Regions from separate parts of the Homo sapiens genome. Here region 1 is linked to region 2. The links are chromatin contacts, found by Hi-C or POLR2A ChIA-PET in ENCODE. All regions are on one chromosome and are shown on one strand. Each heading gives the region's core, a stretch centred on a gene start or an enhancer-like site at or near the end of the contact. The rest is flanking DNA. Distances are from core to core; before and after follow the strand shown.

Region 1 (5,457 bases), core at 2,537-5,036, 200 kb before region 2:
CATTGTAGCTCCCATCCTCTGCTAGTGCTTCACTCAATCGCTTGTATTCTTCCTCTTGAATAAAAATGAGAATTTTATCAACAAAAATAGAAAATTACTGAGAAAAACTTTATATATTTCTAAAGTTGTAGCTATCAGTAAAGCATACAACATACTTTTTTCAACCTACTTTTGAGGTAAAATAGTTTTAAAAATTCACACTTTATATCTATCATTATGTACTTTTGTCAGTACATGTTTACCCACAGACAGCTGAATACACGTCTTTTGTGGAAAATTTCTTCCTGCTGAGAAAATTTTGGGATTAAGAACTGTATTAAAGACTGTTACGGCAAAGACAAGAACATCAATTTTATTTATACGATACTGTTAAAGAAGAACAGTTAAAGAGTTTGGTTTTTGTTTTTTTCAAATCCCAGTCTGCCCTCAAAAGCTGGGAAAATTCTTTGTGGCTCTATATATAAACTATCCTGAGGTCCTCTCAGAACGCAAAGACTCCTGTTTTTCCAATCCACTGGGTACTGTCAAGATAATATCAGAAAGAGTGAGTATAAAAAAATGAATGGGAGTAAATTTTTAAATACTTAAAAATTTTAAAAAGTTTGTTGCTGAAGTAAGTTTGTCTTGAGCAGTACCTTGCCTTGCCTCCTCCTCAAGCAAGTCCGTATGCAAGGCTAAATACCTCTCTTCATCACACAGGGCCTCTATTCGCGCCTCCTCTTCAGACAGCTGATAATCTCTGTTCCACGTGGAATACTCAGCATCGTACTCAGAAAGGTCATGCAGGTGACCACGTCCATCATATCTGTAATGTGAACAAGCTGGTCAATAAAAGGAAATTAACGTCTAGACTGGTGTGCGTGTGTGATGTTTTATATATGTATATATATATACACACACATACTTACCGATTAAAATAAACAAAAATATTAAAACAAGTATAAAAACTCTTCCCAGATTTATATTTAATTTGGATAGTCATATCTCACCTACTTTTAAACTCAAGTTATCTTAACAAACTCTAAATTCCTTTCCACAGTAAGATAACATTTATAACTAAAGGCAAACAATCCATTAATAGCAAAAATGGTACCCACTTCACTGGCAGTTCTTACCATTATGGTTTGGTCAACCATTCAATGCCACTTGCAAAAAATTATTATTTTTTTCTGAAAAGTTAAATATCATAGCTTACATTCACACAAACCAAATACATAAATACCTATCCGTAAGAACCAAACGGTCGAAATTTCCTCGCTTCTTTCTGCTAGTCCCGAACTCTCAGGAGAGATCTTCACCAAAGAAACTTGCGTCCATTGGAGGTAAAATCTTGGCTAGGCTCGCCCCCTAGCCACTTGGCTGAGGAAATAAGTGCTGGGTTACGTGATAGAGAGACACACATACATTGGAACAGTGACATATACATGCAGTTTAAGGAGGTTCACTGGGAACAGAGCAAAACTATTAGAAGATATGGTATCAATATTTCCTTCTGAACTTTATACCCTCAAGGAAATAACATACATGAAGACACTTCCATGTTTCTCTTGCATGGACCAAACAGTAGTTTGGCCAAATAAGTAATGGGAGCACTTTCTGCTATGCTTTTAACATAAAGGATTCAATGAGGATGCTGTCAACGTGTAACTGTCAGATAATAAATGAATGAGTTAGTGAACTTTACTTAAAACACTCAGGTTTAGGGTTTCAAAAACAAATGTAGAGAAACAAACAAAAGTCTGCTTATTTTTTTAATGCTGACTTTTGTAATGGGAACCAAAAATATTAATGTAGACCAAAAAAGACATTTACAGGAAAAAGGCCCAAAATTCCAAGGTAGTCAAGTTACTGCATTTCATTAAATTTCAAAATTAATTGGATTTTGATGTAAACCTCCTTAACTTACAAATGTAGATTATTATTAAAAATATTATACATGTACATGTGCGGCGTTTGCTCCCCACCAGTTTTGGAAGACCTAACTCAAATCATGTACAGAATGATAGGAAAACTGTACAAAGAGCTCAGACTTCATTGCTTACCAAACTTTAATGATAAATAACACAAGTGACACTTTGGAAAAGCAAGCCTGACAACTCAGGCGACACATTCAATATAAACCATGGTGTGAAGGCACAGCACGCTTGAGCACAGCACGGAGCCATCAGATCCAGACATGATCTGATTCCGCGGCCCTCCCTTCACCAGTTCTCGTTTTCGAGCTCTAATTCCAAAAGGAAACGTCAGGGATGGAAAAAGGCCTATTTGGTCATTAATGTGTCCATTCTGGCCAGCTCAGAGGTCATCCCTACAGTCATGCTCCAGGGCTATGAAGAATCCAGTTTTAATGGTCTCAAACGATGGGCTTTCTTCACGTGGAGAGACTATTCCACAGTTTAATGGTTGGTCATGGTTAGCTTTTCAGTCCGGGCCCCAGAAGTAGCCGAACAGGCAAAAAAGAAAAAAAACCACCCCACAACAACCCCAAAACCCAGAGACGAGGGGAAGGGGGATTGAAAAAATGGGAAGAAAGAGGGGAGCAAACCACCTACATCATGTAATGTTATCCTTTTCAAATCAAACGCCTTTAGAAATCCCTAATCCCAGGCCCCCACTGCCCATAATCGCTAGACACCCTCGAGTGACGACCTAAAGCAGGTTTGATTTGAAAAGAAACAACACATCTATATCCCAGCTCCACCCTTCAGTCTTAAGAGACAGTGAAACCAGCCCTAAGAACACTATCTCTTCCAAGAGCAAGGCCAGGGTCCGCACGAAGTCAAGTGGCCACCAACTGACGGGCAACTTTGCTCACTACCTCAATCTGTCAAACTCGTCGGATTATCACCGGGAAATCAAACGTCATGCCGGCAAAGTACGGGCGCTCCACTGAGGGCTCTGGGGGCATAACAGGTTAAGGCTAACTCACAGGTCCAAGAGACACTTCTAGCCACTGTCTCAGTGAGCGGCGGTTCGGAAGAATAAAGGCACGCCTCCCAGGGTACCCTCCCAGTACACCGAGCAGTGAGAGCGCGGCAAGTAGAAAAGCAGCGCACGACCCCATGGCATCGCCGGGCGGCAGGCCCAGGTGCACTCAGGAAAAGACCCTGGGCACTGGCTGCTTTCACCGCGCGGAATCGCCAACTGCAGCCCAGCGACAGGGTGAGGGGTCGAGAGGGGCTGCGGGACCAGAGACGATCCCTCCGGAGACGGACGCGGCACGCAATTCCAGCCAGTGCCTTAGGGCAGGTTTCACCGTCCCCCTCCCCACCAGAACACCAGGAGGAGGTGGGGACAGGGGAGGGGGTGTCCCCCAGATCCCCGCTGGCTCCAGAAAACTCTCTGCAGTCCTTGCAGTCAAGTCAACATCAGACGAGATCAAGCGGGTGAGGGAAGGGAAGGATCGACGGGTGGGGAGAGGAACCGACCTGTCGATGAGGATCTTGTGGTCCCCCATCCAGGGGATGAGGTGCTGTCCCTGTTCCTGAGCCAGGGCCCGCTCGTCGTCCCGGAACAGCTTGCAGGCATAGCCGAAAACCAAGAGCTCCACTCGGCTGCCCCCACCGCCGGCACCGCCTGGCCCGGCCTCCTCCTTCGCGCCGCTTTTCCTCTCGGGTTTGGCGCGGCCCCCGCTCGCGCCGTACATGACAGCGTCCCCGGCGTCCAGGCTGGTCCTCTTCTGTGCCGCGCGACGTCCCTGATACCTCCACTTGGCCTACCCCTTCAGTCAAAGACCCCGCATCCCGTACCCAACCTCAACACCGCCGCCATAGCGGGCCACAAAATGGTGGAGGGGCAGCTTCCGGCAGGAGAGCCCGCATTTCCGGCGAGCGGACCGGCAGATTCGCCTAGGCTTGGAGCTCTTTTAGCCGCTAGGAAATATTTTGGCTTTAATTTTCGCATTCAGGTGTGCCGCCACAATAGGCGCTGCTGTATTCAGTGGAAAGTGCAATTTTAATGTCCGTTTTATCGGGCAGCCGTCAGGACGTGGCGAAAGCGCAGCGTGGGATCGCGCGCCGGCTTCCGCTGCGGCCAGTCGGGCGGCGACGGAGTCGGAGGGAGGGGCCCGGCGCGCTCTGGGCCTTGGGCGAGTCCTCGTGGGTGGCGGGTTGCTGCAGCCTGCCACATGTGTGGAGGCCTCGGGTCCACCCCGAGCCTCCGCGCCCCTCACCATGTCCGAGTCGCTGGGGCCGTGCGTGCTCTGCCCAGGGTGGCGATGTCCTTTTCCTTGGCCCCGTTTCCTTCTCCATCCCTAGGGGGACTTGGTCCCCGACCCGCCCACCTTTGAAGGTTTCCGAGGCAGCAGAGGCCCCTGCGCTGCAAATCACTCGCGGGTGGCGAGATTTCGGAAACCTGAGACCCTTGTCGCCGGGAGATGGTCTGGCGGGGCAGGGAGACCCCAGTCTGGAGACTGGCCACCTGGATACGGTGCAATTTTGCTTGGTGTGTTTCCTCCTGGGCCGCAGTTTTCCCATCGGTGGTTCCATTAGGATCTTTCGGTCCCTTTTAGCTCAGTAATTTCAGGTCAGACAAAGGGCCTGGAGTGCAAAATCTTAGGCTTTGGGATGGGATGGGATATCCCCATGTTTGCCCTTGAGTGGAAAACGATGACAGATCGTCTCCTTTCTGGGCCTCAGATCCCCTCTCCATAAAAATGGAATCTTTCTACCAGTGATGTTGAAATGAGATAATGTATATGAACCTTTAACTGATTTTTGGAAATTAAGAAACAGGCAGTTCCCACCAAACGTCTTTTGTTGTGGTTTCCCCTGACTGGGTCATGCTTCTGTCTTCATTTGCCAGGCTCCTTACCCAAGTTTAACTCAGTCATCCATTTCTCCACCTGGCCTTATGTGTCTACGTTGTCTGGAGTTTCCCCTCACTGGTGGCTAACTTGTGCCTTCCGATTTGTCTGTGTACCTCTCATCACCACCTTAGGTTACATCCTGTGTTCAGCATCCCACCAGAATTAGCTTTAAGAGATCAGGGACATTGTTGGGGTCACCTTAGCATCCTCAGCACCTAGAATGGTGCTTAGCACACTGTGGGCCAAATACTGGTTAATACCTGTAGAATGAGCCGGGCCAGCAGCTGAGCATGCGTGGCCAGGCCATCATCTTCCTATCTAACTCTACAAGACTGCTCTGCCACTGCTGAGGAAGATGTATGTGTCATGGTTACTTGATAAAAACACTGTTGTTTGCCCCCAGGCATTTACTAGTTTGTTTCGGTGCTGGGCTCCCTTCAAGCTTTCCCTTGGGTTCAGGTGTGGGGTGCTAAAGCAAATAAGGAGGCCATTAGCTTGAGATCAACTCTGTAACACCAGCTCCTATGCAAGCAAACCAAAACCCAATCAAGTAATTTTTCTGCTTCCGTGTTGGGTCTATAAAAGCTTGCTGCTCATGCTGCTGAGTGGAACTCTCTGAACCTCTTCTGCTTCTGCATGCTGCCTGATTC
Region 2 (5,502 bases), core at 2,261-4,760:
ACCGATGATTTTCTCTGCTTGATCCATTCTGCCGTTGAAAGACTTTAATAAATTTTTCAGTTCAGTAAATGTATTTCTCACTTCTAAGATTTCGGTTTGATTGTTAAAATTATTTCAATGTTTTAGTTCAGTTTCTCTGACAAATGTCTTTAGTGTTATGCTGGAGATCCCTGAGTTTCCTTAAAACTGTAATTTTGAATTCTTGGTAAGAGCTCGTATCACTGTCTCATATGGAGCCAGTCACTGGTTTCTTGCTTTGTCCACTTGGGGAGACCATGGTTCCCTGTTTGCTGCTGTTTCTTGTGAATGTATATTTATGTCTTTGCACTGAAGGTTATTTATTCCAGTATTCTCTATCTGGCTTGGCCTATTTTTTTATTGGGTATGTTTGCAATTTACCTGTTGAATTTCTTCAGTTTTTTCCTGCTAGGTTGCTGCCCCTTTTTAGTGGTAGATGATCCCTTAACCTCAGGTTGGCCTTGGCTCTAGCAAACTATCGGAGTGCTCCCTGTCTGAATGGGGGAGGGCCCAAAAGGGATATCCCGGTAGCGTGGGGAAGGCTGGCTCGGGGTTGTGCCCAGGGGTCCTGTGGAACATACCTCCTACGGCATCGTGCGGCTGAATAGTCACTGTGGCTTGGTGTCTCCTTTGGCTGAGTTACAGAGCAGAGTTTCCGGGGCTGGGATGGTAGTCCCACCTCCCCACTTTGTCTCTGGCTGTCCTCAGGAATATTTCTCCCTTCAGGCACTCTCTCAATGCTTCCGTGGGTTGAGACAGAGACAAGTTTCCTGCCAGGGACTCCAAGATGGTGGGAAAGGTAATTGCCCACCTCAAGTTCACTTTTTCCGGTGTAGAAACTGAGATAGGAAAATTTTCATGTGCTTGGTGCTGGGCCATGGAAGGCAGGGGCATCATGGATATGAAAATTTGATTCTCTTACCATCTGCTCAGAGTTTCGTCACTTCTCTGTGGCCCTGGGAAGTGGCCCATCCTCATATTTGAGTTCTAGGATATTGCTGGGGATCATCTTGGCCCTGTATGTTTGTTTTCAGTTTTCTGTGGCAGTGGGTGGGGATGGGGGAGAGTGAAGCCAGCTTGCTTCTATGTCACCATTTTTTAAAAAATTGAGACAGAGTCTCACTCTGTCACCCAGCCTGGAGTGCAGTGGCATGATCTCATTGCAGCCTCCGCCTCCTGGGTTCAAGCAATTCTCCTGCTTCAGCCTCCCAAGTAACTGGAATTACAGGTATGAACCATTGGACCTGGCCCTATGTCACCATTTTGGAACCAGAAGTCTGTCCCCAGCTCTCGTCTCCAGTAAAATCTCTCACTCTCTTTTCTAAACCCTGGCACCCTTGAGACCGCTACTTTCACTGTCCCCAGAGAGACACACCTGTGTGTCCACCCTGCACCTGTGTTCCACCCCTCTGTCTCTGACCTGCTGCTCCCTCCCTCTCTGCCGTCAATGCCCACCTGCTTCTTAGGTCCAGTTCAGACCGTGTTTGTACAAGGTCACTCGGAACTCCTGAGGTACTCAGTGTCAGCTAATGTAGGTAATGGGTGGCAGGTGTGCAGAACACCCTAGGCAGGCACTGAGCTTAGCCTTTGATCTACCGTCATCTCAGTTAATCCTCTCAATACTCTGTGAGTCAGGACGTGTGTGTGTGTGGCCCTGCTACCGAGGAGTCCTTCACCAACTTAGCAAATATTTATGGAAGACTCACTGGGGATTTGTTAAAGTCACTGCTTTATTTGAGCTTTCATTCTAGTCAGGGATGACAGAGAAATGATGCCCATCATAAATAAGTATTAAAACTGTTAGAAGCCTGAATGTGCCTTGGGTGAATACAGCCATGGCACTGTTCAGGGGTGGATGAGGCCGTCAGGGCTGAGGAAGTTCCATTTAAATTACCTGGTCAGGCAAGGGCTTGCTGAGGTGATATGTGAGCAAACATAAAGGCACACATTAGCCCCGTGGACAGCCAGGGCATGGACCTTGGGCAGATGAAGGTTTTAGGGAGGGGGGCAGTCAGGGGCTCAGATGCTGGGCATGCAGAGTGAGGGGCAGAGGAGCAGGAAGTGAGGCCAGAGGCAGCATGGCCCTGGGATGCCTCACCTTGCTGTGAATGCTACAGCCGGGTCCTCTGAGAACAATCCCAACACAGGAGTGTATTAACATCTCAGTTCCCAGAACACTTTTAATTTCATTCACTCAGGTATTCATGAACACCCGTCTTCTTATGTGCTGTGTTAGAGTTCTCTAGAGGGACAGAACTAGTGGAATACAGACACACACACACACACACACACACAAACATATATATATATATATATATATATATATATATATATATATATATAGATAGATAGATAAAGGGGAGCTTATTAAGTATTAACTCGCACGATCACAAAGTCCCACAATAGGCCGTCTGCAGACTGAGGAGCAAGGAGAGCCAGTCCAAGTCCAAGTCCAGTTCAAGGGATCATCCAGGAAGCATCCAGCACGGGAGAAAGGTGTAGGCTGGGAGGCTAGGCCGGTCTCTCTTTTCACATTTTTCTGCCTGCTTATATTTGAGCTGAGCAGGCAGCTGATTAGATGGTGCCCACCCAGATTAAGGGCGGGTCTGCCTTTCCCGGCCCACTGACTCGAATGTGAATCTCCTTTGGCAACAGCCTCATAGACACACCCAGGATCAATACTTTGTATCCTTCAATCCGATCAGGTTGATACTAAGTAGTAACCATCACACGTGCATTCATCATGTGCACACACTGGTTAGGATCTGAGGGTATAGACCAGGCTCCTGTTCTCTGGGAACTGGCATCCCAGCAAGGACAGGTAGTAAACAAATAAGAACATTTAAGAACAGTGTGGGGAGGGCCTAACACTGTGCTGTGTGGTGGTACGTAGGACGCAGGCTACTGTAGACTGGGTGGTTGTGGGGAGGAGGTGACTGTGGGGAGGTGACATTGATCTGAGCCCTGGATGCCAACAAGGAGCCAGCTGTGCATGGATGGAGTTGGGAGCGGTGCCAGGCTGAGCCTGCAGGAGGTCAAGGTGCTGGTGGGAGCTCATGTGGCTGGGGACGGTGAGCATGGGCGGGACAGAGGTGGTACTTGTGCAGAAGGAATTAACCATGAAGGCCAAAGATGCCCTCCCTGCAGAGGCCTGCTGGCAAGGTTGGCCCTCAGCTGGGGCCTGGGAGCTTTGCCGATAAACAGGCCCCCACACTGATTCACTGAATGGCTGCGTGTGCAAACAATAGGGTTTATGCTGAGGACCTGCTTTCCCTCTGAGAGGCTGGGATTTTGGACTATGCCAGGCACAGGTGCTGACGTGACCAGACCCCAGTAAACCCTGGGTGCCGAGTCTCTAGTGAGCGTCCCTCATAGACAGCACTCACATGTGTTGTCACATCTCATCGCTGGGGAATTAGACATGTGCTGTGTGACTCCCCAGGGAGGGGACTCTGGGAGCTTGTGCCTGGTTCCCCTTGTGCCTTTCTCTTTGCTGTTTTTGCAGGTTGTCCTTTCACTGTAATAAATTGCAGCCTGAGTCCTGGGAGTCTCTGAACCTGGGGATGGTCCTGGAATCCCTGACACAGATGTGGCCAGAGAAGGGATGGAACCAGTCCTGCAGGGCCCTTTAGGGAATAGTGAGGTGCAGTGTGAGGGTTGCAGCGACCCGTGGGCTGCTCAGCCCAGCCTGGGGTGACTGTCTCACTTTCCCTCGGAGGACAGGGTGGGCACCACCTGCAGACTCTGGGAAGTCCTCACTCAGTCTCCACGTGCACAGGGCCTAGGAGGTGGTCTGGGTGCTGGTGGGCGGCTCTGCCACATGCCACCCTCACAGTCTTCCCCTGAGTCTGTTCCTTCCTCTTGCTTGTCCCAGGCCTCTCTCAGCAGCACCTTCCTCTGTGAGTGTCAAATGCTACTGACTCATGTACTTCCTGTCTATTCAGAGACAGGACGGGGGTGGGAAATTGGTATCATTTGCATGACGCTCACCTCCTGGGGTTGGTGAAGAGCTTGCAGGCATCAGAGCTAGCTGGGAAGTGAGCAATTATAACATCTTTAGGAAATTGACTTGGCCCTTTCTGAGTCTGTGTCTCCTGGTTTTCTCCATGCCCAGTATTCAGAGGAGGATGAGAGGAATGCTTCCTTGGGCCCCATGGCCTGGCTTTGGCTTTGGCATTGGCATTTTCAAAAAAAGTCTAGACTTACTGATCATGATTCCAGACTCCCGAGAAAGAAGCAGAGAATGTTCGGGTTGTATGAGTGGGATCTGGGATCCTGGGGGCGGGCTGTGAGGGTGAGAGCCCCACGGAAGTGCACCCAGGAGCAGGTGGATGTGGGAAGGCTGGAGCCCCCCAGACCAGGGCTGGCCTTGGGGAAACAGAAGGGGGTCATGGCATCAGAGAGGAAAGCGCATCTTCGCTACGATCCCCCCTGCCCAGAGCCTCCTCCAGATCCAGGGACCCCTCTCCTTCTGTGTTTGACCAGGGACACTGGCAGCTCTGCCTATGTTGAGAGTCCTCAGAGAGCTTCAGCTAGGCCTGTTCCCCAAAGATCTTTTGTTGTTCATTTTAAGAAACAACAGACCATCACTTTAAAAGTAGCACATTTTGGTACCTATTTCTCAGTGATTGATCCTTTCAGATACAGTTTCCCAGGATCTAAAGATGGTAGCTGAATAATGCATGATATTTTTGTTTCCCAGAAACAGGTGTTTTATTTTTATTGCATTAGTCTTATGAGAACAAGCTGGCTGCAGTTTCTCTGAGAGCCGAAGTGCTGAAACAATTCTGGGTTTTATAGGCACCCATTGCCAGGAGCTGTCATTGCCAGGCTCTTGGGCTCTTGACAAGGAAGCTCATTATGGCCGTGTCTCACCTCCTCCAGGGAGGTGCCAGATCCGTGTGCAGCAGTTTTGCACGTCCATCCATTTGTTCATCATTCATTCATTCACTCATTCTTTCAATGTTCATTTCCTGAGGGCTTCTGAGTCCTGGTGCTGGGATGCACTTTGGGGTTACAGAGACAAAAAGACCAAGTCCCAGCCTTTAGGGAACCTATAGTCTATGAGGGAGACAGAGTCTCAGTCATTGGGCCAGGTGATGAGGGGTAAACTGAGGCATACACCAGGTGTGATGGGCTGTGAAGGATCAAGCCTTGGAGCTCACCGGTGGGCGGGAGGAAGACCCCACTGAGGAGAGGAGAGAATCCGTGAGTGACAAGGAGTAGATGGGGCTCATCAGGTGGCTGTGTGGTGGGCAGGGACCCCAAAGGGCCTGAGCAGAAGTGTGACTATAGTGACTTAGAACTCAGGAGGGGCTGCCCTTGAGCCCCACTTGATTTACAACCTGGACCCTTGGTGATTTTGGCTGGAGAGAGGCAGTTGACTCCTTTGAAATATGAAGTGAAACACCAGAGGCAGGAACAGGCCAGTGGTGGTTAATGAGTGAAACAGATGGGAGTCTTAATTAGAGCAAGAGCAGGGCT

Evidence for each region. A loop is a pair of places that touch in the nucleus more often than their neighbours do. ChIA-PET counts read pairs that join two places held with the same protein, here RNA polymerase II (POLR2A). Pooled maps may share reads with other maps.
Region 1: a map of naive thymus-derived CD4-positive, alpha-beta T cell shows a loop between it and region 2 (3-fold over the local background). The contact joins the promoter of SFSWAP here to the enhancer-like site in region 2. A Hi-C loop is called at or near these places in 1 of 168 maps with a recorded cell type or tissue (naive thymus-derived CD4-positive, alpha-beta T cell), 3 of 37 single-sample maps with no recorded cell type and 12 of 50 pooled maps. POLR2A ChIA-PET finds 5 or more read pairs at or near these places in 3 of 52 experiments (CD4-positive, alpha-beta memory T cell, activated B cell and activated CD8-positive, alpha-beta T cell).

What each region holds. Positions count from the first base shown.
Region 1 is chr12:131,709,419-131,714,875 of GRCh38, reverse strand. It overlaps SFSWAP (splicing factor SWAP), which reads right to left and starts at 3,786. Exons shown (of 18, transcript NM_004592.4): 1 at 3,429-3,786; 2 at 636-805; 3 at 1-54. The coding sequence starts at 3,646. RefSeq lists enhancers at 3,552-3,621, 3,712-4,001, 4,142-4,231.
Region 2 is chr12:131,509,944-131,515,445 of GRCh38, reverse strand. All of the region lies in intron 1 of LOC101929974 (a long non-coding RNA gene), which reads left to right. Among named protein-coding and RNA genes, the nearest start is that of LINC02414, 140 kb to the left of the region's middle. RefSeq lists an enhancer at 4,181-4,230. Within about 2 kb of position 3,510, at least 3 of the 41 ENCODE cell types and tissues checked have a DNase peak (open chromatin) inside an H3K27ac peak, as active enhancers do.